2 separate regions of the Homo sapiens genome follow, and region 2 is linked to region 1. A link is an interaction called in ENCODE POLR2A ChIA-PET data of the cell type or tissue named here. Cell type or tissue: A673. All regions are shown on one strand. Each heading gives the region's core, and the rest is flanking DNA. Links, peaks and the distances in the headings are about the cores only. Region 1 overlaps RNF216 (ring finger protein 216). Region 2 has its middle 41 kb from the start of SLC29A4.

The links. Peaks named below come from ENCODE experiments on the same cell type or tissue, not always from the same donor. Only the 100,000 strongest peaks of a DNase experiment are listed, where the experiment ranks them.
Region 2: POLR2A ChIA-PET joins it to region 1 with 14 read pairs; 3 of 35 experiments call an interaction of 5 or more read pairs at or near these places.

The regions. Positions count from the first base shown.
Region 1 is chr7:5,629,104-5,639,675 of GRCh38, reverse strand. All of the region lies in intron 15 of RNF216 (ring finger protein 216), which reads left to right. Among named protein-coding and RNA genes, the nearest start is that of FSCN1, 42 kb to the right of the region's middle. RefSeq lists enhancers at 1-315, 4,421-5,340, 2,763-7,389. In A673, for the core only: no CTCF peak of the experiment used is centred there; DNase peaks (open chromatin) are centred at 2,545 and 3,085; H3K4me3 peaks cover 392 bases; H3K27ac peaks cover 2,500 bases.
Region 2 is chr7:5,236,435-5,247,006 of GRCh38, reverse strand. No RefSeq gene overlaps it. Among named protein-coding and RNA genes, the nearest start is that of SLC29A4, 41 kb to the left of the region's middle. RefSeq lists enhancers at 5,932-6,021, 6,495-6,789. In A673, for the core only: a CTCF peak has its summit at 6,642 (motif pointing left); a DNase peak (open chromatin) is centred at 6,636; H3K4me3 peaks cover 1,177 bases.

The sequences.
Region 1 (10,572 bases), core at 1,291-3,790:
CCAGCCTGACCAATATGGTGAAACCTGTCTCTAATAAAAATATAAATATTAGCCGGGCATGGTGTTGGATGCCTGTAATACCAGCTACTCAGGAGACTGAGAAAGAATTGCTTGAACCCAGGAGGCGGAGGTTGCAGTGAGCTGAGATCGTGCCACTATACTCCAGCCTGGGTGACAATGTGAGACTCTGTCTCAAAAAAAAAAATGTGGAGCCATGTGTGGTGGCTCATGGGTGTAATCCCGGCACTTTGGGTTCTCAAAAAAAAAGGAAAACAGAAGTGTGTTTCTCCTCTATGTGTAAGTACAGAGATGAACAGCCCAGGGGTGGGCTAGCAGCTCTTATCTGGGATCCAGTTGCTTCCAGCATTCTACTCTGCCACCCCTAGATCATAGCCAAGGATCACATGAGGTCATTGTCTGAAAAGGAGCTCTGGCTGATAAATCCACATTCCAAGCAGCAAAGGGGCTGCAGTGAGGCTAAAGAGCCTGCTTCCCTATCTCTTAAGGAATGTTAGGCTTCCAGAAGCTGCAACAGGTCACTTCTGCTTCAGTCCCATCAGCCAGAACTTAATGACATTCTTCCTCAACTGCAAGTGAGACGGGAAGAAGTAGCCATCACAGACCCAGCCAGAATGTCTGTGGAGGAAGATGTTATACTGAGGAGTCTCCCTATGGTCTATTCACCTCAACTCAAAAATGGACAGAGGAAGTTTAAAAAAATTATAAGTAGGGAAAAAAGCTGCTTGCTGGCCAGGTGCAGTGGCTCATGTCTGTAAGCTTTGGGAGGTCAAGGCAGGAGCATCACTTGCATCCTGGAGTTTAAGAACAGCCTGGGCAACATAGTGAGACCCCCATCTTTACAAAATATCAAAAATTAGCCAGATGTGGTGCTCACCTGTAGTCATAGCTACTTGGGAGGCTGAGGCAGGAGGATCATTTGAGCCTGGGAGGTCAAGGCTGCAGTGAGCCATGTTCTTGCCACTGCACTGTAGCCTGGGTGACAGAGCAAGACCCTGTCTCCCCCCCAAAAAAAAAAAAAAAATGCTTGCTTTTCTACCTGGCCACAATCTGTTGGAGTTGGCTAACAGCCACCCCTAATAATCAAATAAATGGAAATGAAAATAGTACCTGGCTGCTGGTAGGTAGTTTTCAGATTTGTTGGCATCTGCTACACTGTAATTGGGCATAGTGGGCAGTTACTGTGTACAGATCCGAAGATGTAGTGCGTGTACTTGATCTGGGAGTTCCTCTTAATTAGAAAAGGTTATCCGCAGGAGACAGTTGGACAAGTTCACAAAGTTCTGTCTGCAACACTGTTCACTGAGTTGTTTAAAGTTGTACAAATTTAGAAACACCATTTAAATATCCCAAAAAACAGGAGATATGTCAAATTTTATATATGCTTACATTAGAATTGTACAAAAAGTAATTCTATATATATCTACACTTTAAAACATGGAAGAAAAGAAACAGGAAGATTTTCACATCGAAAACAAACAGTATGGATTGCTGGGGTCACAGACCCAAGTTACCACAGGGGCAGGTGGTAGCAGAAATGATGTCTGGATGGAGCATCCAGACGTCTGGGTCTAGGAGGCAGGAAGGCATAGTGGGGACTGCGGCAAAGGAGAGGGTGTGGGGCCCATCCAAGGGGGCTGCTGCGCAGCCACTACAGGTTGTTGCGGGGAGGGCCTCCCAGCTGCTCGGGAGCCTGAGGCACAAGAATCACTTGAACCTGGGAAGCAGAGATTGCAGTGAGCCAAGATCGCGCCACCGCACTCCACCCAGGACAACAGAACAAGACTTGATCTTAAAGAAAAAGAAATGCGTAATTTGGCCTGGTGCAGTGGCTCATGCCTGTAATCCCAGCACTTCGAGAGCCCAAGGCGGGCAGATCTCTTGAGTCTCAGGAGTTCAAGACCAGCTTTGGAAACATGGCAAAACTCCATCTCTACAAAAAATCCCAAAGTTATCCAGGGGTGGTGGTGCGTGCACACCTGTGTTCCCAGCTCCTTCCAGGGCGATTGCTTTAGCCCGGGACGTTAGGGATGCAGTGAGCCCTGACTGCGCCACTACACTTCTGCCTGGGTGACAGAGTGAGACCATGTCTCAAAAAAAGGGAAAGAAATGTATAATCCTGAGAGCTACTCATGGTTTTGAAAAGATGTGAGTCCTCTGTGGTAACCAGGTGTTCTCTATTTCAGGAATGTTCTATCACGGAACAAGCTCCTAACTGGGTGGGAAGCTGGGATAAGAGACCCCTAAAAATCACTCAGATTACAAAGCTTATGACCCAGTGAAACCCTTAGCTAGCCTGCCCTCCTGTCACTAAGGAGATGTGTGGAAGAAAAGGAGGCTTTTTGTACATAGAAAGCCAAGCCCGAGTCATCCTTCTTTTGCTGGGTGATCGGGAGGTGCAGCCCACAGTGGGAAGTGCTCACAAGGCAGGCCGTGCCCCTGTGTGACAGACATTCCCAGGCACAGCCCTTCTGCTGACTCACCTCCTCAGCCCCCTGGCAGCTAGCACAGTGGGAGGCAACCATCTCTAGGAACTTCATGAATCTTGAAAAAATAGATTTTTTTTTTCAGCTGGAGCTATGAAGAGCTCCACAGGCAGTATTTCATCTCTAGAGACAAAGGGCAGAGTGGGAGTTAGCGTGAGGGTGGGTGTTAACAGTCTGGCCTATTCTCAGCACTTTTTTCTTTCTTCTCCTCCTCGTTCTGTGTCTTCTGCTGCCTCCTCCCGTTGCTTCCCATGCCTGGGATTGATGGTGTGGGTTTCTCATGTGCTTTTTCCTTGTTTGGGTGCCATAGCATGCACTGCCTTGTTGTTTTCTTGTTGGATCGTCATCTTCTAACCTGAGAAAGTTTCTAGATTTGCTCAAAATAAAGTTTGAAAGGAAGGTCAGGCAAATACAAATCCCTCCAATTTCCTCTGATAGCCACAGCCGGAGATTCTGTTCCGTTTGTCCCGTTCCCATCAAAACAGCGATCAGCCCCGTTTCCTTGATTCTCACCAGGAGACCGATCGAATTCCAACCCAGCATCTGTTGGGGCTTCTGAGAACACAAAGCCATTCAGAAGTTCAGTGAAACAAAGCATGCACTGTCACACAAGCCTGTTCTCTGGCTTAATTAACCAGCAGGGCCAGGAAGAATCTCTTATTTGTCAGCGAGGGAGTTGTCCCATCATGGTTTTGGAGGGAAGTTGAGTTTTCATCCTTAATGACTAGGGATTGCTTGGGAACCTGAACTACCACTCCACAGTAAGAGCTCAAGTGGTGAACAGTAACTTTCTTTCTCTGTTAGTTATCAAAATGAAGCCAAAAGCATTCAACTAAGAGTCTTATAAAGAAGGTGTCTTCTTTAGGAAGCAAAAAACCAGAAGCGAACAGTCACAGCATACCACAGTTTTCTGGATTAGGGAGCAGAGTGGAAAGCCAGCTCTTGACACATAAGTGAACAGACGTTATTTTGCAGTAGGGGAAGAGTGATCCTGGAACTTTACTGAACGTGAATATACTGACTGGTCCTTGCATGGCCACAGGAGTGGTAGCTGAGGTGGGGAGCAAATTGTGAGAGGAACAGGCACCTGGCAGTCTGGATTTGAGAGTATGGCAAAACTTAAAACAGCATGTTCTCTTTCAATACAAAACAAAGTCCGTGTTTGTCTTGGGTTTTGGCTACGAGAAACTACAGAGAATTGTTTTCTACAGTGTCTTTGTCTTTTGAATGTAAGAGTTTGAAACCTGTCCAGTTCAAATAAAACCCTAGGGCTTTTACAGCCAGTTTAATTTGGTACAATTATCGCCTAGCCATTTGGTTAAGAGACACTCATTTTTCCAAACCAGCAGTGGACTGAGCCTAACATTTATAGATGTTAATACATTCAGTTCTGTAGCAGTGCTCGAAGGCAGATGTATCATCCTGGTTTTACTTGCTTAAGACTGTGGCCAGTAAATGGTAGCCTGGGTTTCCACCCGGGTCATTTGTCCTCGGAGTATTCCCAGGCCTGCCTTCTCCCCTCAGGCCAGCGCAGCATCTCCCTGGTGGATCAGGCATGCAGAAAGTCCTGGGGACCTTTGGGACCCTGGCTTAAGCGGCAGGGGAAAGGACATGATGTTGTTGGAATTAGGGAGGAAGGCTGTGAAAGGGAGGATTGATGAGGAAACGCAGAAACCTGGTAAGGAAAGGTATTTTAGACTTTTAGGTTGGAAACTGATTTTTGGCTTCAGAATTTTTTCCTTAACCTTAAAAATTTATTCTACAAAAGAGTAAAGTGAGCCCCCAGATTGTCCCATCACCCAGCTTCCACAGCTGGCTTTGGCGTGTTATTTCTCATCACTGTCATAAATATCATTGTGTGTTAAAAAAAAAAAAAAAAAAGTGAAGTTAGTGGGGTGGGTGTGATCATTGATCTGTCATCAAAACTGACCTCGGTTTCTTCATCTTCCTCTTAATAGCCACACAGCCAACACCATGTGAGCGTGCTATGCAGTGTGATTTTTACTGCATGGGACTGGGAGGCAGTGCTTTCCTATTTTGCAGATGAGGGAGATGATGTGTAGGTCACTAGCCCAGGATCCCTAGCTTGGTGAGACCAGGATGTGAGCCCAGGTCTTCCAACCAGTGTCTGGCTCCTGCCACAAATACATGGTCGTTAGGTGCCCATAGGGTCCCTGAGCCCCATGAACCAGGTAGCCCTTGCAGAGGGGTGGGGACCTCGCCAGACTCTTTCCCCATGGATGAATGAAGCTGCAAATAGTAGAAAGGGGCCCTGGCAGTTTTGCTACCCCAGCAGTGTCCCAGACAGGGTTTCGATGTCACTGAGGGCTTTCCCAAGCAGGGCAGCACAGTCCAGTACACACGGCCTGTTGGTGCTTGTTGCTACATGTCTTCAGCAGATCCCACCAGGCCCCTGGGTGAGCACTTGACCCTGACGGGACGCAAAACATGGCCACATTCTGCCCCCATCTCCAGGTCCTTGTGGGGGAAGTGCTCCAGATAGTGGTATTTGGGTGCTGGGCTTGTCTGACCTGAGGAGGTGGCTGCAGAAGCCAGGGCCAGCCCTGAGCCCGTGAAGTCTCTGCTCCTCCCCAGCACACTGTCCTGCCTCCCTGCCCTTCCCAGCCACAGCTGCGCAGCATGTGCCACTCCAAGCTCTGCTGCTCCCTCCCCCAACTTCCTGTTGCTGGGGACAGCAAGGGGTGGGGGCTAAGGGTCTGCCGTTGCTCAGGCGATCTGTGGCTAATCTGGGAATAATTTGAAACTAAATCTTAAGCTCTTTGGAAGCCTCTCATGAAATCATTGCAAGTTTATTAACAACAGCTGTGGCCACACATGACCTGGATCCCAGCCCCAACCCACCCCCAGAATCTCAGAGGGGAAGCACCAGTCGACTTGCAATTCCCAGTCAGCTTTCTAAGGGGAGGAAAAGTGCAATGAAGAAGAAAAGCCACCCGTTCTTCCCCCATGGTCACAGGAGGCTGGCCAGCAGGCACGTGGACAGCCAGCCCTGGGGACCAGAAGTGTTGGAAAAAAAGTCTCAAAAGGACCGTAAAGGCTTTGGCAAAAATAGTTTTGTGCCAAGCGCTCAAATGGTTATTTTGGGAACAGTCAGCCTGTGGCTGCTGATTACTGTTCATATCTGATTTGTGAAAATAAATTGAATCTTTTCCCCTTTTTAATCACTCATAGTTTCTCTTTCTTCGTTTTCTCCTGTCTATACCCTGCTGCGTGGACAGAACTGTGGGGCATATTTGTGGAGGGACAAGCTAAGGGAGGATGTTTGTGTATGTTTTGTTTCTCTCTTCTTAATTAAAACCTCTCTGGTAAATTCTACCTCACTTGCCGTCTTCAAGTGCAGCACGTTTCTGGAAAGGCCGGGTGCTTGCCATCCCCACAAGCTCTTGCTGCGTCTTCCTCCCACCCACCCTACCTGCATGCAGCAGGCAGCAAGCCAGAGTCTTCTGTGTCAGGCTGAGTTCTTTCTGCGCCCTGCTGAGCTCAAAGGAATTCAAGGAAAGGAAACAAATCTCCCTCCCTGTTAAAATGCAATCCGCTTATTTCCTTGTTTTTGTTTTGTTTTGTTTTGTTTTGTTTGAGAGGGAGTCTCCCTCTGTCGCCCAGGCTGGAGTGCAGTGATGTGATCTCGGCTCACTGCAGCCTGAACCTACTGGGTTCAAGTGATTCTCCTGCCTCACCCTCCTGAGTAGCTGGGATTACAGGTGCACGCCACCAGGCCCAGCTAATTTTCGTATTTTAGTAGAGACGGGGTTTCACCGTGTTGATCAGACTGGTCTCAAACTCCTGACCTCAAATGATCCACCTGCCTAGGCCTCCCAAATTGCTGGGATTACAGGCATGAGCCACCGCACCCGGCCTTACTTCCAGCTCTTCCAGCTGGGCGCAGTGGCTCACACCTGTAAGCCCAGCACTTCGGGAGGCCAAGGCGGGTGGATCACAAGGTCAGGAGTTCGAGACCAGCCTGGCCAATATGGTGAAACCCCGTCTCTACTAAAACTACAAAAATTAGCTGGGCATGGGGCGGACGCCTGTACTCCCAGCTGCTTGGGAGGCTGAGGCAGGAGAATCACTTGAACCCGGGAGGCGGAGGTTGCAGTGAGCAGAGATCGCACCACTGCACTCCAGCCTGGGCGATAGAGCACGACTCTGTCTCAAAAAAAACAGAAAGTGCTCTTCCAGTTCCGCTGGGTGGGTGAGACTCCCGTTTCACTCTCTGCTTTGACCCTTTGTCCTTGACACTGCATTTGGGGTGCACTGCCCACTGTGGTGCCATTCGTGTGCTTCGTCATGGTACTCATTGGATCCCACTGTGATCCATAGGTACACCTTCTGGAGTAGCGATGGGGCACTGGAGGGCTTCGTTTTGTTTTTTGGAGATGGAGTTTTGCTCTTGTCGCCCAGGCTGGAATGCAGTCGCGTGATCTTGGCTCACTGCAACCTGTGCCTCCCGGGTTCAAGCGATTCTGCTGCCTCAGCCTCCCAAGTAGCTGGAATTACAGGCACCCACCACCACGCCTGGCTAATTTTTGTATTTTTAGTAGAGATGGGGTTTCGCCATGTTGGCCAGGCTGGTCTCGAACCCCTGACATCAGGTGATTGGAGGGCTAACTTCTACCCTGGCCTGACACATCATTACGCTTGTTCTTTTGAGCCCTTGCTGATCCAGGGACACCTTGGTCGCTGATCAGCATCCACTCCCTCTCACCTCAGCCTGGCCTTGCTCATCAGAAAGGAGCTGTGCTGAGAATTCATTTGAAAGTTTTCACTGGGATTAGGAGGGGCCAGAAGGAGAGCAGAGACAGAACTCATTCAGGCCAGCTGGGTCCTTCTTAAGGCCTGTGCCAGAAACCAAGGATGAGGCACAGAGACTGCAGCCCTCGAGGGGATGCACCATGGTCTGTCATGGATCTGTGGCAGCGAGTAAAGATGCAGCCAGCAGCCCCTCCTGCCCCCACTGGCCAGGGCAAATGGCATGAACAGGAACTCAGATCTCAAATAGGTTCAGGTGAACCTCTATAGACCGCTGTCCAGGGTGAGCCCAGCAACCCAGCCTGAGCCATGCAGAGTTGAGAACTGCCGGCCATCCTTGGAACCTACAAGTCCAGACCTCCTGCCCTGGCCTCAGCACACTGCCCACCTTGGTGGTCCAGCCACTCTCTGCATCTTCTGAGCCTCAGGGTCCTCTTATGAAATCCTTGCCAGCCTCCCGTGGCGTGGAGAAGGGGGTGTGAGCTAAGCAATCCGTACAAGGCAGCAGGACCTCGTGGGGGCAGAGCGTGACCTTCTACAATGGAATCTGAGTGGGCTTGACAGTGAAGTGTGGATATAAAAGCAGCCAATGGAAAAGATATCAGAATGTTCCCAGGATTGATCTCTGGTGAGGAATTACGGCTGATTTTAGCTGTGTTGTTTTGTTCAATGTTTCCCAAGATTGTTTTAATCAATATGTATAAGGAAAAGAAATAATGGCATTTTTTTTTTTATGTTGATGAGAACCAAATCCCTGAGTTTTTTGTGACGAGAAGAGGCCAGAAAGAGAAAATGTCATGGGACCCCCATGGGATTCAAGTAACTTGGTAGTGTCAGGAGAAAACATGTCAGGCAAGGAAATCTTGAAGCATTCGCTTCTGCCTTTGAGATGGACCAAAACCAGTGAGCTGAGAACAGCACCTGGTCAGAGGCCACTGGAGACCAGTGACCCAGGGAGGCACTACAGCCTCTCACCTCAGTGCTGGGCCCCCATGTGCAGCTTAGATTTCTGGCTCAAGAGATGAGGGTTATGAGCTTTCCCAAGCTCCCCACTCCCACTCTGGGCAAGAGGAATCTACTGGCTTTCATCCCAAAGGACAAGTGCCAGGGACCAGAGGCCGACAAGTGGGCTGTTTCAGGGGATGGCACATGCACTTCTGGGTAAGCTGAGCCTGAGAAAAGGAGGATTGTTCCCTAAAAATTTCCAAAACACAGCCCCTTGCTCTGCGTTTTGGCTGTTTGTTTCCTTGAGTAGAAGTGTTTTGTTTTGTTTTGTCCTGTTACGTCTTGTAAGGGGAGAAAGGAGGTTTCAGAATTCTGCTCTTCTCAGAAGGAACCCTCTTGTGTTTCTGCACTCTTTATAGAATAAAGCACACCTTAGAACAGTTGCCTCTGACACACGCTCCCAGCCCGACAGCAGTGTTCTCAGGCCCCCAGTCAGGTTTGCCAGAAGTTCCGATTCAGAAACCTGAGGGGTTATGTGGTTAACAGCTCAGGCTTTGAGACGAGATTGCCTGGGTCACAACCTCGCTGTGCCAGGGTTTCCTCATCTGCAGCGTGGCAATCAGTTCATAGTGCCTGACTCAGGGAGCTGTGGTGAAACTGAGGTCCATGTGAGGTGTGTAGACAGGGGCTGGTGCATAGTAATCTCTCAGTGCATGTTAACTACTGTTGTTGTCACTGTGCTTGGCGCTTTATAAGAGTGATCAGACCAGGTGCAGTGGCTCACACCTGTAATCCCTGCACTTTGGGAGGCGGAGGTGGGAGGATGGCTTGAGGCCAGGAGTTTGAGACCTGCCTGGACAACACAGTGAGAACTCCCCCTCCACCACCATCTCTATAAGAAAAATTAAAAATTAGCTGGGCATGGTGATACACACCTGTAGTCCCACCTACTCGGGGAGCCTAAGGTGAGAAGATCACTTGAGCCCAGGAGTTCAAGGCTGCAGTGAGCTATAATCACGCCATTTTACTCCACCCTGGGCTGAGCAAGACCCTGTCTAGAGGGAAAAAAAAAGGTACGAGATGATTGGCTTCTCACCCTAACCTGTTTTGGAAAGGAGTGGGTTCCAGGTTAGGTAGTGGGGGTAGAGCTGCATATGCACTCAAGCCAGGTCTGGAGCCCCAGAGTTGTAGTTCTTCCCGTGACGCCAGCAGCCTCTCTTGAAGAAGCCAGCACTGCTTTAAAATGAGTTCACCCTGCCATCCAGGCAGCTCTACCACCAGGGTTTCCTGTTTGTGACTCAGCCCCGAGACAGCAGGACAGTTGTGCTGTGATCCAGCTCAGCCCCTGGCTCCTCCTCATCCTCTTTCCTTCTATTTTTCCCCTCTCCCAGCAGCCTAGGTGTGTCCTAGATTTGTAGCGTGGCCTTTTTCCAAGTGTCCTCTTCACAGGATGGTGATGCTCATATGCCTGGAATGTTTCCTGAGGGACTTGACTCCAGAATGGACTCAATACCCCATCTGTCACTTATCCCAAGTCCAAGAAGTATCTTATGAGGGACTAGGCCTCATGTTTAACCTCAAAATCAATCCTAAACCCTCCCTCCCTCTTTTTTTTTTTTTTTTTTTTTTTGAGACAGAGTCTTGCTCTGTTGCCCAGGCTGGAGTGCAGTGGCACCATCTCGGCTAACTGCAGCCTCTGCCTCCCAGATTCAAGTGATTCTCCTGCCTCAGCCTCCCGAGTAGTTGAGATTACAGACGCCTGCCACTGCACCTAGCTAATTTTTGTATTTTTAGTAGAGATGAGGTTTCACCATATTGGCCAGGCCTGTCTCAAACTCCTGACGTCGTGATCCGCCCGCCTCGGCCTCCCAAAGTGCTGGGATTACAGGCGCAAGACGCCGCTTCTGGCCCCTCCCTCTTTTTAATTGTGGTGAAGCATAAGATAAAATTTGCCATTTTTAAGTTTACAATTCAGTTATCTTCACTTTTTTTTTTCTGAGACAGGATCTTCCCCTGTTGTGCCAGTACAATGGCACAATCATAGCTCACTGCAGCCTCAACCTCCTTGGGCTCTAGTGATCCTCCCACCTCAGCCCCACAAATAGCCCCCCAGTAGCCACACCTGGCTAATTTTTAAAATTTTGTAGAGCTGGGTTCTCACTGTGTTGCCCTTGCTGGTCTGAAAATCCTGGCCTCAAGCGATCCTGCTGCCTCAGCCTCCCAAAGCACTGGAATTGTCTTCACTTTTTTTTTTTTTTTTTTGAGACAGAGTCTTGCTCTGTCACCCAAGCTGGAGTGCAGTGGCGCCATCTCTGCTCATTGCAATCTCCACCTGCAGCTTCAAGCAATTCTG
Region 2 (10,572 bases), core at 5,428-7,927, 400 kb after region 1:
GAAGACTTAGCTAACACAGTGAAGCTGGCCGGGCACTGTGGTTCATGCCTATAATCCCAGCACTTTGGGAGGCCGAGGTGAGCGGATCACTTGAGGTCAGGAATTCGAGACCAGGCTGGCCAATATAGTAAAACCCTGTCTCTAGTAAAAATATGAAAATCAGCTGGGGATGGTGGTGTGCACCTGTAATCCCAGCTACTCGGGAGGCTAAGGCCGAAGAATCACTTGAACCTGGGAGCCGGAGGTTGTGGTGAGCCGAGGTCATGCCACTGCACTCCAGCCTGGGCAACAGAGTGAGAGACTCCATCTCAAAAAAATAAATAAATAAAAAATAAACACAGTGTAGCTGCGGAGCACGGCGGGGAACTCACAGGGAAGCAAGAGCCCCCAAGGCCTATTTCTGCAGTAAGGAAGGTGTTGGCCTAAATGGAAGAGACAGAAAATCGCCAGGTTCCCTGGGAAATGACTGTGTTCAAAATCAAACAAGCAATCTTGGTCAAAAAGACAGGGGAGCGCCTGATAGGGTCAGGCTTTGGGAGGCTGTGAGAATAGTGAGTTCAGAGTTTGCATGAGCAAAATGGTTTTACACAGTTCTGCATGGCAGATGATGGGAATTTTCTGAACAACCCAGGAGAAAATTATATTTAGATGTCATATTCTAAATACATCCTCTGGGATCCTGTGACTGTGTCTGCAAAAATGAACGAAAAATCTTTTATTTCCTTCCATTCACGGGTCCTGTCAAATATCTGTGGATCGTAAAGTGTCCCACGCTCAAGAAAACTGTGGAGTGGACCTTGAAGGGCTTCCCCACCTGTGCAGGAGGGAAGATTCGGGACAAACCGCAGGGTGGCCAGAGAGAGGAAGCACCCCACCAGGCAGGAATAGGGTGTGAAGGAACAATACAGTATGCCCTTTAAAACATACATTGGCAGGGCTTGGTGCAGTGGCTCAAGCCTGTTAATCCCAGCACTTTGGGAGGCCAAGGTAGGAGGATTGCTGGAGGCCAGGAGTGCAAGACCAACCTCAGCAACATAGGGAGATGCCCTGTCTCTAAAAAATTTTTAAAAATTAGCCGGGGGTGGTGGTGCACACCTGTAGTCCCAGCTACTCAGGAGGCAGAGGTGGAGGATTGCTGGCCCAGGAGGTTGAGGCTGCAGTGAACTATGATCATGCCACTGCATTCCAGCCTGGGTGACAACCTGGGAAGTGGAGGTTGCAGTGAGCTGAGATCGCACCATTGCTCTCCGGCCTGGGGGACAAGAGCAAAACTCCATCTCAAAAATAAATAAATAAATAAATAAATAATAATAAACAAATAAAAAATCCAATGTCTCCAATGATCAGGACCTATGATGACTCCACGGACATTAGCTCAATGGCCACATTAATGCAGGATATAGCCTGCTTGGCTTCTGCATCCATCCATCCGCAGCCACACGGCCACTTAGAGCCCAGGCTGGAATCCTGGTCTGGGACAAAGGCCAGTGATCTTTCCAACACTGCGTGCCCAGGAATCACACACGTCTACACACATGTGCACACATGCATGCAAGTGAACATGCCACCCTGGCTCCACGCCGTCCTCCATGCTTGCCAGCAGGGTGGGCATGGTCTTGCATTCAGACACCCTGCTCTGTGGTCTCCAGACTTTATTTTTATTTTTATTTATTTATTTATTTTTGAGATAGTCTTGCTCTGTTGCCAGGCTGGAGTGCAGTGGCGTGATCTTGGCTCACTGCAACCTCTGCCTCCCGGGCTCAGGCGATTCTTCTGCCTCAGCCTCCTGAGTAGCTGGGACTAATGGCACCTGCCACCACACCTAATTTTTTTTTTTTTTTTTTTTTTTTGAGACAGAGTCTTGCTCTGTCGCCCAGGTAGAGTGCAGTGGCGCAATCTCGGCTCACTGTAAGCTCCGCCTCCCAGGTTCATGCCATTCTCCTGTCTCAGCCTCCTGAGTAGCTGGGACTACAGGCGCCTGCCACCACGCCCGGCTGATTTTTTTGTATTTTTTAGTAAAGACGGGGTTTCACCGTGTTAGCCAGGATGGTCTCAATCTCCTGACCTCGTGATCTGCCCGCCTCGGCCTCCCAAAGTGCTGGGATTACAGGTGTGAGCCACTGCGCCCGGCCTGTTTCAAGCCTCTCAAGTACCTCCTGCATTCCTATCACTCAGCATGCACCCTTTCCAGGCAGCCTCTTTTGTCCAACACACAAATGTGTTGTCAGACAATGGATTCCAATTTTGGGATTGGAAAAAAAAGATTCCCATTAGTAACGCAGGGAGAACACACAATCATTGTGGGGCTACATACTAATGTGAATAAATCAGCTCCTAACAGGCTCTCTCTGTTAGAAAAGTCACCAGAAGGAAACACACAGCAGTGTTAACCCCAGGTTAGCTCTGGCACTGGCAGTTACAGGTGATCTTTCTTTTCTTTTCTTTTCTTTTCTTTTTTTTTTTTTTTTTTTTTGAGATAAAGGCTCACTCTGTCGCCCAGGCTGGAGTGCAGTGGCATGATCTCAGCTCATCACAACCTCCGCCTCCCAGGTTCAAGCGATTCTCCTGCCTCAGCCTCCCGAGTAGCTGGGATACAGGTGCCTGCCACCATGCCCGGCTAATTTTTCTATTTTTAGTAGAGATGGGATTTTGCCATCTTGTCCAGGCTGGTCTTGAACTCCTGACCTCAGATGATCCACCCACCTTGGCCTCCCAAAGTGCTGGGATTACACAGGTGTAAGCCCCTGTGCCTGGCTAGAGACTGGTTTTTGTTGTTTTGTTGTTGTTGTTGTTTTTGAGACAGGGTCTCACTCTATCCCCCAGGTTGGAATGTGGTGGTGCGATCATAGCTCACTGCAGCCTTGATCGAGACCCTGGGCTCAAGTGATCCTCCCATCTCAGCCTCCCCAGTAGCTGGGACTACAGGTGCGTGCCACTATGCCCAGCTAGGGGCAGGGACAGTTTGTGAAAAGAGCCACTTGCTGCCATGTAGGACGAGCTCTCTCTCTCCGATGACCCCATCCAAATCCTTCTGGAGGACAGGGCCTGGGGAGGGACCCGTGCTCCGAAGCCCCAAAGCCCTCTCTGATGGAAACTGCCCAGTGATGGGCACAGCTCTACGTGTCTTCATCTTTCTAGGAGCCCAGAGGTTCTTCCAGATTTGGGGTGCCTCCTTAAGAGGGACCCCCAGAACACTGACACAGTCTGACCCCTGGAGTCAGGGGGTGGGGACAGGAGCTGATCCCTTGAACTTCCTCAAAAGGAGCAGAAAGCTGAAAATAACCAGAAAAGATGCTCCCCAGAGCCTTAAGCAAAGGAGCTCGTCTGAACAAATTGCGGGTTTTTCTCCTTTGCCGGCAACACGGCAGCCACAGCCCTCAGCCCTGCCTGCGGTGCCCACCTGAAGCAAACAGAGTGACTTTGCCAACCACAGTGACGTTCTGCATTGGTGTAGGTTTCAGGACAGAATGGAGCAGCCTGGGCGCTCCCACGAAGGTCAAGAAGGACATAAATGACAGAGCTGGCCAGCGGCCAGGACGCGGGGCCCATGGTGGGTTCTGGGGCAGTGGCCAGGGACCCTCCTGGGGGCCATTTGTCAGCACCAAGGAGGCTGCAGGGACCTGACTGCGAGTCTGTCAAGAAGAGGGCCGCAGGCAGCCTGGGGCATGGTGCCATGGTCTGGGCTTGGGGGTGGATGGTGGCCAATCCCAGAACGCATCTCTGCATCTCAGAAGGGGCCCAGGGAAGCCAGGGTGGGGTGGCTGAGGGTGGGGAGCTATGCAGATCCTGGCTCTTCAGACAAGGACAGCAGGGGCCTCCCCCGGCCCTGTTCCCTCAGCCTCTGCCAGGAGCAACTGAACCCTGTCCTGCCCTGTGCCACCAGCTGGGATGAGTTACCTTGCCCAGGAGAGTCTTCTATTTGGGGAGGGGTGTTTTGTGAGCAAAGTGCCCTGAAGCCAATGGGTCACTGTGCACACCATGAGGCGTTTCTTTCATTCTAAGGTGTCACTTAGTTACGGATTTCCAGGGGACAGGTGGCCAAATTAATGACCCTGGGCTGTGAAACACTCCAATTTTCTTTCTTTCTTTCTTTCTTTCTTTCTTTCTTTCTTTCTTTCTTTCTTTCTTGCTTGCTTGCTTGCTTGCTTGCTTTCTCTCTTTCTTTCCCTTCCTTCCTTCCTTTCTTTCTTTCTCTCTCTTTCCCTTCCTTCCTTTCTTTCTTTCTCTCTCTCTTTCTTTCCCTTCCTTCCTTTCTTTCTCTCTCTTTCTTTTCCTTCCTTCCTTCCTTCCTTCCTTTCTTTCTCTCTTTCTTTCCCTTCCTTCCTTCTTTCCTTCCTTCCTTTCTTTCATTCTTTCTTTCTTTCTCTCTCTCTTTCTTTTCCTTCCTTCCTTTCTTTCTATCTTTCTCTCTCTCTCTTTCTTTCCCTCCCTCCCTCCCTCCCTCTCTCTCTCTTTCTTTCTTTCTTTCTGACAGAGTCTCACTCTGTTACCCAGGCTGGAGTGTAGGGGTGCGATCTTAACTCGCTGCAATCTCCGCTTCCTGGGTTGAAGCGATTCTCGTGCCTCAGCCTCCTGAGTAGCTGGGAGTACAGGCACGCACCACCAAGCCTGGTTAATTTTTGTATTTTTTAAAGGAGACGGGGCTTTGCCATGTTGGCCAGGCTGGCCTCGAACTCCTGGCCTCGAATGATCCACCTGCCTTGGCCTTCCAAAGTGCTGGGATTACAGGCGTGAGCCACCGTGCCCCGCCCCTAACACTCCAATTTCATAAACACCACCACAGGGAAGGAATGGTCTTAGAATGAGTAGGTGGCTGCGTGTGGTGCCTCATGACTGTATTCCCAGCACTTTGGGAAACTGAGGTAGGAGGACTGCTTGAGCCCAGGAGTTTAAGACCAGCCTGGGCAATGTACCGAGAACCTGCCTCTACAAAAAGGCATAGTAGTGGGCACCAGGAGTCCCAGCTACTTGGGAGACTGAGGTGGGAGGATCACTTGAGCCCAGGAGGTTGAGGCTGCAGTGAGCTGTGATCCCACCACTGCACTCCAGCCTGGGTGACAGAGTGAGACCCGAACTCTAAAAGAAAAAAGAAAGAATGAGGCTGGGTGCAGCGGCTCATGCCTGTAATCCCAGCACTTTGGGAGGCCGAGGCAGGCGGATCACCTAAGGTCAGGAGTTCGAGACCAGCCTGGCCAACATGGCGAAACCTCATCTCTACTAAAAGTACAAAAATTACCCAGGCGTGGTGGCACGTGCCTGTAATCCCAGATACTCGGGAGGCTGAGGCAGGAGAATCGCTTGAACCTGGGAGGCGGAGGTTGCGGTGAGCTGAGATTGTACCACTGCACTCCAGCATGGGTGACAGAGTGAAACTCCATCTCAAAAAAAAAAAAAAAAAAGGAAGGAAGGAGGGAGGGAGGGAAGGAAGGAAGGGAGGGAAAAAAAAGAGAGAAAGGACCATGTATTGCCCAGGCAGAGCCTTATGGTTTACACTCACTGCTCTCGAACCTCACTCCCTGTACCTGCTGTTATCTCCGTGGGATGCAGGGAAGCCAAGGGCCTCTCTAGCACTTTCTCCATCCTGAGGTGCTGGGCAGCTCTCTCCTCAGGCTCTCTCGGGAGCTGTCTGTGCTTGGCCACCCTCCTTCCCCGGGGACATATCAGACTACACAGTGCCTGCTTCAGAGCAGACAGCGTTTGCTGGTGCGGGGTGTGTGTGTGTGTGTGTGTGTGTGTGTGCGCACGTGTCTATGTGTGTGTGTGTTGGGAGAGCCTCTGTCTGAAGGCTGAGGTCAGGAGCTCAGAGTCAAGCCGTCTGGGGGTGATGCTCCGGTCGCCCTCTCTAGATCTGACTGGCTTTTTCTTTTTCTTTCTTTCTTTTTTTTTTGACATGCACTCTCACTCTGTCGCCCAGGCTGGAGTGCAGTGGCGCGATCTCGGCTCACTGCAACGTCCGCCTCCCAGGTTCAAGTTAGTGTTCTGCCTCGGCCTCCTGAGTAGCTGGGATTACAGGCGCCCGCTACCATGCCCAGCTAATTTTTGTATTTTTAGTAGAGACGGGGTTTCACCATGTTGGCCAGGCTGGCCTCAAACTCCTGACCTCAGGTGATCCGCCTGTCTCAGCCTCCCAAAGTGCTGGGATTACAGACGTGAGCCACCTCGCCCGGCCTGACCGGCTTTATCGATTCACCATTTTAAATGGTGATGAATCGGCTCTCCCGCGGGGGAATGGCATGATTAGGAAACAGGTCGTTGAGAGGGGAGGGGTGGCCAATAAGAAGGCAGGCGGCCAGGAGGCCGTGGGGCTACAGACAGGGGAGGGAGCTGCCGCTGGAATGGAGTCCCACTGTGGCAAGGTCACCCTCTCCCCGGAGGGAGAGGCGCCCTCCGAGACCCACATTCATCCACAGGCGGTAACGAGAACAGAGTGAAATTCCCATTGTCGGAGGAAGCCAGGTTTCTCCACGGCCTCTGTTTGCCATTTTTGCATTGGGAGTTCATTCAAACTAGCACATTGGCGAAGCTCCCGGGTGCGACCGCCCAGCCCCCAAGGACACAGTCTGACCAGGGCACCCTCCCCCACAGCTCGCCAACCCACCAGCCCCGCAGATGTCTGCACAGTTGGGAGACTTCCACCACCTAGTGGCCGTGAAGAAAACCATCCACCCTCCTCAGAGCTCGGGGTTGGGAGGAGACTCAGGCGGCTCCTGAGGTCCTGATGGTCTATCCGTCTGTGTCTCGCAGCGTTAGGGTCCAGAGAAACACAGGAAAGGCAGGGCGGGGGCGGGGAGGGGTGCAGGGGAGCTCACCTGGCCCGGCCTGCCTCCCTTGTCTACCCAGCTTGCAGGGCCTCAGCAGCTCCAGGAGTCTGACAACAGCGCTCTGGGGAGGAAAATCTTACCAAGGAAGAGTTTGTAACTGTAGCATGCTTGTAAACTAGAATATTATTATTTTTTTTTTTGGTAGAGGCTGCGGCGGGTCTCAAACTGTTGCCCAGGCTGGTCTCGAACTCCTGGCCTCAAGTGATCTTCCTGTCTCAGCCTCCTGAGTAGCTGGGCATATCAGCCCACCTGGCTAATTTTTTTTTTTTTTTTTTTTTTTTTTTTTGAGCTGGAGTCTCGCTCTGTCGCCCAGGCTGGAGTGCAGTGGCGCGATCTCGGCTCACTGCAAGCTCCGCCTCCCGGGTTCACGCCATTCTCCTGGCTCAGCCTCCCGAGTAGCTGGGACTACAGGCGCCCGCCACCACGCCCGCCTAAGTTTTTGTATTTTTAGTAGAGAGGGGGTTTTACCGTGTTAGCTGGGATGGTCTTGATCTCCTGACCTTGTGATTCTCCTGCCTCGGCCTCCAAAGTGCTGGGATTACAGGCGTGACCCACCATGCCCGGCCACACCTGGCTAATTTTTTAATTTTTCGTAAAGACGGGGGTCTTGCTCTGTTGCCCAGGCTGGTCTTCAACTCCCAGCCTCAAGCAATCCTCTCACCTCGGGCTCTCAAAGTGCTGGGATTACAGGTGTGAGCCACTGTGCCTGGCCCCTAGGATACTATTTTATATTTCTAAAGATATCTGCATTATTTATTTATTTATTTATTTATTTTTGAGACAGAGTCTCACTCTGTCGTCCAGGCTGGAGTGCGGTGGCGCCATCTCGGCTCACTGCAACCTCCGCCTCCCGGGTTCAAGCGATTCTCCTGCCTCGGCCTCCCGAGTTGCTGGGATTACAGGCACGCGCCACCACGCTCAGCCAATTTTTTTATATTTTTAGTAGAGATGGGGTTTCACCACGTTGGCCAGGCTGGTCTCGAACTCCTGACCTTGTGATCTGCCTGCCTCGGCCTACCAAAGTGCTGCGATTCCAGGCGTGAGCCACCGCGCTCAGGCAATTTTTTGTATTTTTAGTAGAGACGGGGTTTCACCATTTTGGCCAGGCTGGTCTCGAACTCCTGACCTCGTGATCCGCCCGCATCAGCCTCCCGAAGTGCTGGGATTCCAGGCGGGACCCTCTGCGCCCACCGGGTGCTTGGCTTTAAAGGTGACTTGTCCTCCCGCCCACGCCATTCCTCAGAGTCACTGCAGGACTGAATGAATGGCGAGGGCAGGCGGGCAGGAGGCTCCAGGACTTCCTTCAGAGCCCGTTTCATTTTACTTAGGGCTTCTGCTAGTTAGTACCCGTGTGCTCTGGGATGCTGGTTTAAGCAGAAAATCCCAGCTGTTATTTCCAAAGCTGGTGGCGGAGTTTAGAAGTTTCTCGACTTAACATGCACCGTGCCTCCTCACACCGAGCGCAGATCCGCGCCCTGCAGACAGAGCTGTGCGCGCCAGGGAGCCAGTTCCCCAACCCTGCCGTTCTGCGGCCCTCGGTGGACTTCGGTCCGAACTCTCCCAGGTCCCCAGGCTCAGGCACAGGCTCAGCACTAAACGCACCAGGGAAGGTCAAGAGGAGGGCGCTGAGGGGACCTCCCCGAGGGAGAGGAAAGGCAGGGAAAAGTCTTCAGATTCCCTTGAGGAAAGGTGCTTCGCCGTCGCAGGGAGCCCAAGCACATTTCTGCGCTGACCCACTAAAAAGTAATGTCGCACAGGAAGAAAAAGCCACTTCTAAAAGCAGCAACAGGGCCGGGCGCAGTGGCTCACGCCCGTAATCTCAACACTTTGGGAGGTCGAGTCGGGTGGATCACCTGAGGTCAGGAGGTTTTTTTGTTTGTTTGTTTGTTTGTTTTTTGTGACAGAGTCTTGCTCTGTCGCCCAGCCTGGAGTGCAGTGGCGTGATCTTGGCTCACTGCAACCTCCGTCTCGCAGGTTCAAGTGATTCTTCTGCCTCAGCCTCCCGAGTAGCTGGGACTACAGGGGCGCACCACCAAGCCAGGCTAATTTTTTTTTCTTTTTTAGTAGAGACGGGGTTTCACCATATTGGCCAGGCTGGTCTCGAACTCCTGACCTCAGGTGATCCGCCCACTTCAGCCTCCCAAAGTGCTGGGATTACAGGCGTGAGCCACCGCGCCCGGCCGAGGCCAGGAGTTTGAGAACAGCCTTGGAAACATGGTGGAACCTCGTCTCTACAGAAACATGCAAAATTATCCAGGCTTGGTGGTGCGCACCTGTAATCCCAGCTACTCCAGAGGCTGAGGCAGGAGAACTGCTTGAACCTGAGAGGTGGAGGTTGCAGTGACCCAAGATCATGTCATTGCACTCCAGCCTGGGCTACAGAGCGAGACTCCCATCTCAAAGAAAAAAAAAATAAAATCAGAAGCAGAAGCTGTAACAGAAACAGAAATCAGCACAGGGAATAGTGGAGTCTTGTGTGTGTCCGAGGGATGACACGATGCTCAGCGTCTGCTCAGACAGACGGTGGCTGTGAGAAGCCCTGATGGGAGAGCTGCCAGCCTGGACAGCCGGCTGTGAAGACTCCACGCCAACCAACGTCCCGCAGGCCGCACGGAGATGGGCAGGACCGAAACACACAAGGCTTGGCCTTTGATGAAAAGGAACTCCCCAAGCCAGAAGGAAGTGTGTGATGAAGCAATTCAGCTCAGAGAAGGATGTGCTTCTAGAAGAATCGCCGCATCAGCACTATGTTTAAACTCACATGCTAATCCAAACATGGACCGGCAAGAACGCAGGCGGAACAGGTCCACCGTGTCCTGGCCCACGCACAAGCGGGCCAGCTGTTCCACCAACGCAATCATTCAGCTGCGGCGACACCCGGAGGGGCTCCCCTGTGTAATGCCCCCCACCCTGGGAGAGCTGGGTTTCTTTTTGTTTTCTTTTTTCTTTTTCTTTTTTTTTTTTTTGAGACGGAGGCTCACTCTGTCGCCAGGCTGGAGTGCAGTGGGCGATCTCGGCTTACTGCAAGCTCCACCTCCCGGGTTCAGGCCATTCTCCTGCCTCAGCCTCCCGAGTAGCTGAAACTACAGGCGCCTGCAACCACGCCCGGCTACTTTTTTGTATTTTTAGTAGAGACGGGGTTTCACCGTGTTAGCCAGGACTATCTCGATCTCCTGACCTCGTGATCCACCCGCCTCGGCCTCCCAAAGTGCTGGGATTACAGGTGTGAGCCACCACGCCTGGCCGAGTTGGGTTTCTTTAAAAGATTTTAGTCAGGCTTCTGGCATTTTGCTATAATATTCTAGGTAGAATTATAGGGCAATTTGGTACAAATTAGATGTTTAAGGCTGGGCTCGGTGGCTCATGCCTGTAATCCCAGTACTTCGGGAGGCCGAGGTGGGTGGATCACGAAGTCAGGAATTCGAGACCAGTCTGACCAACGTGGTGAAACCCCGTCTCTACTAAAAGTACAAAAATTAGCCTTGCGTGGTGGTGGGCACCTGTAATCCCAGCTACTCAGGAGGCTGAGGCAGGAGAATCGCTTGAACTTGGGAGGCAGAGGTTGCAGTGAGCTGAGATCGCACCACTGCACTCCAGCCTGGGTGACAGAGTGAGACTGTCTCAAAAACAAACCAAACAAACAAAAACAAATGAGATGTTCAGCCTGTGAGTAGGCAACAAAAAAATAGAACACAGGTTTTAATTTTAAGAGAGGGGGTCTTGCTATGTGGTCCAGACTGGCCTTGCCTCA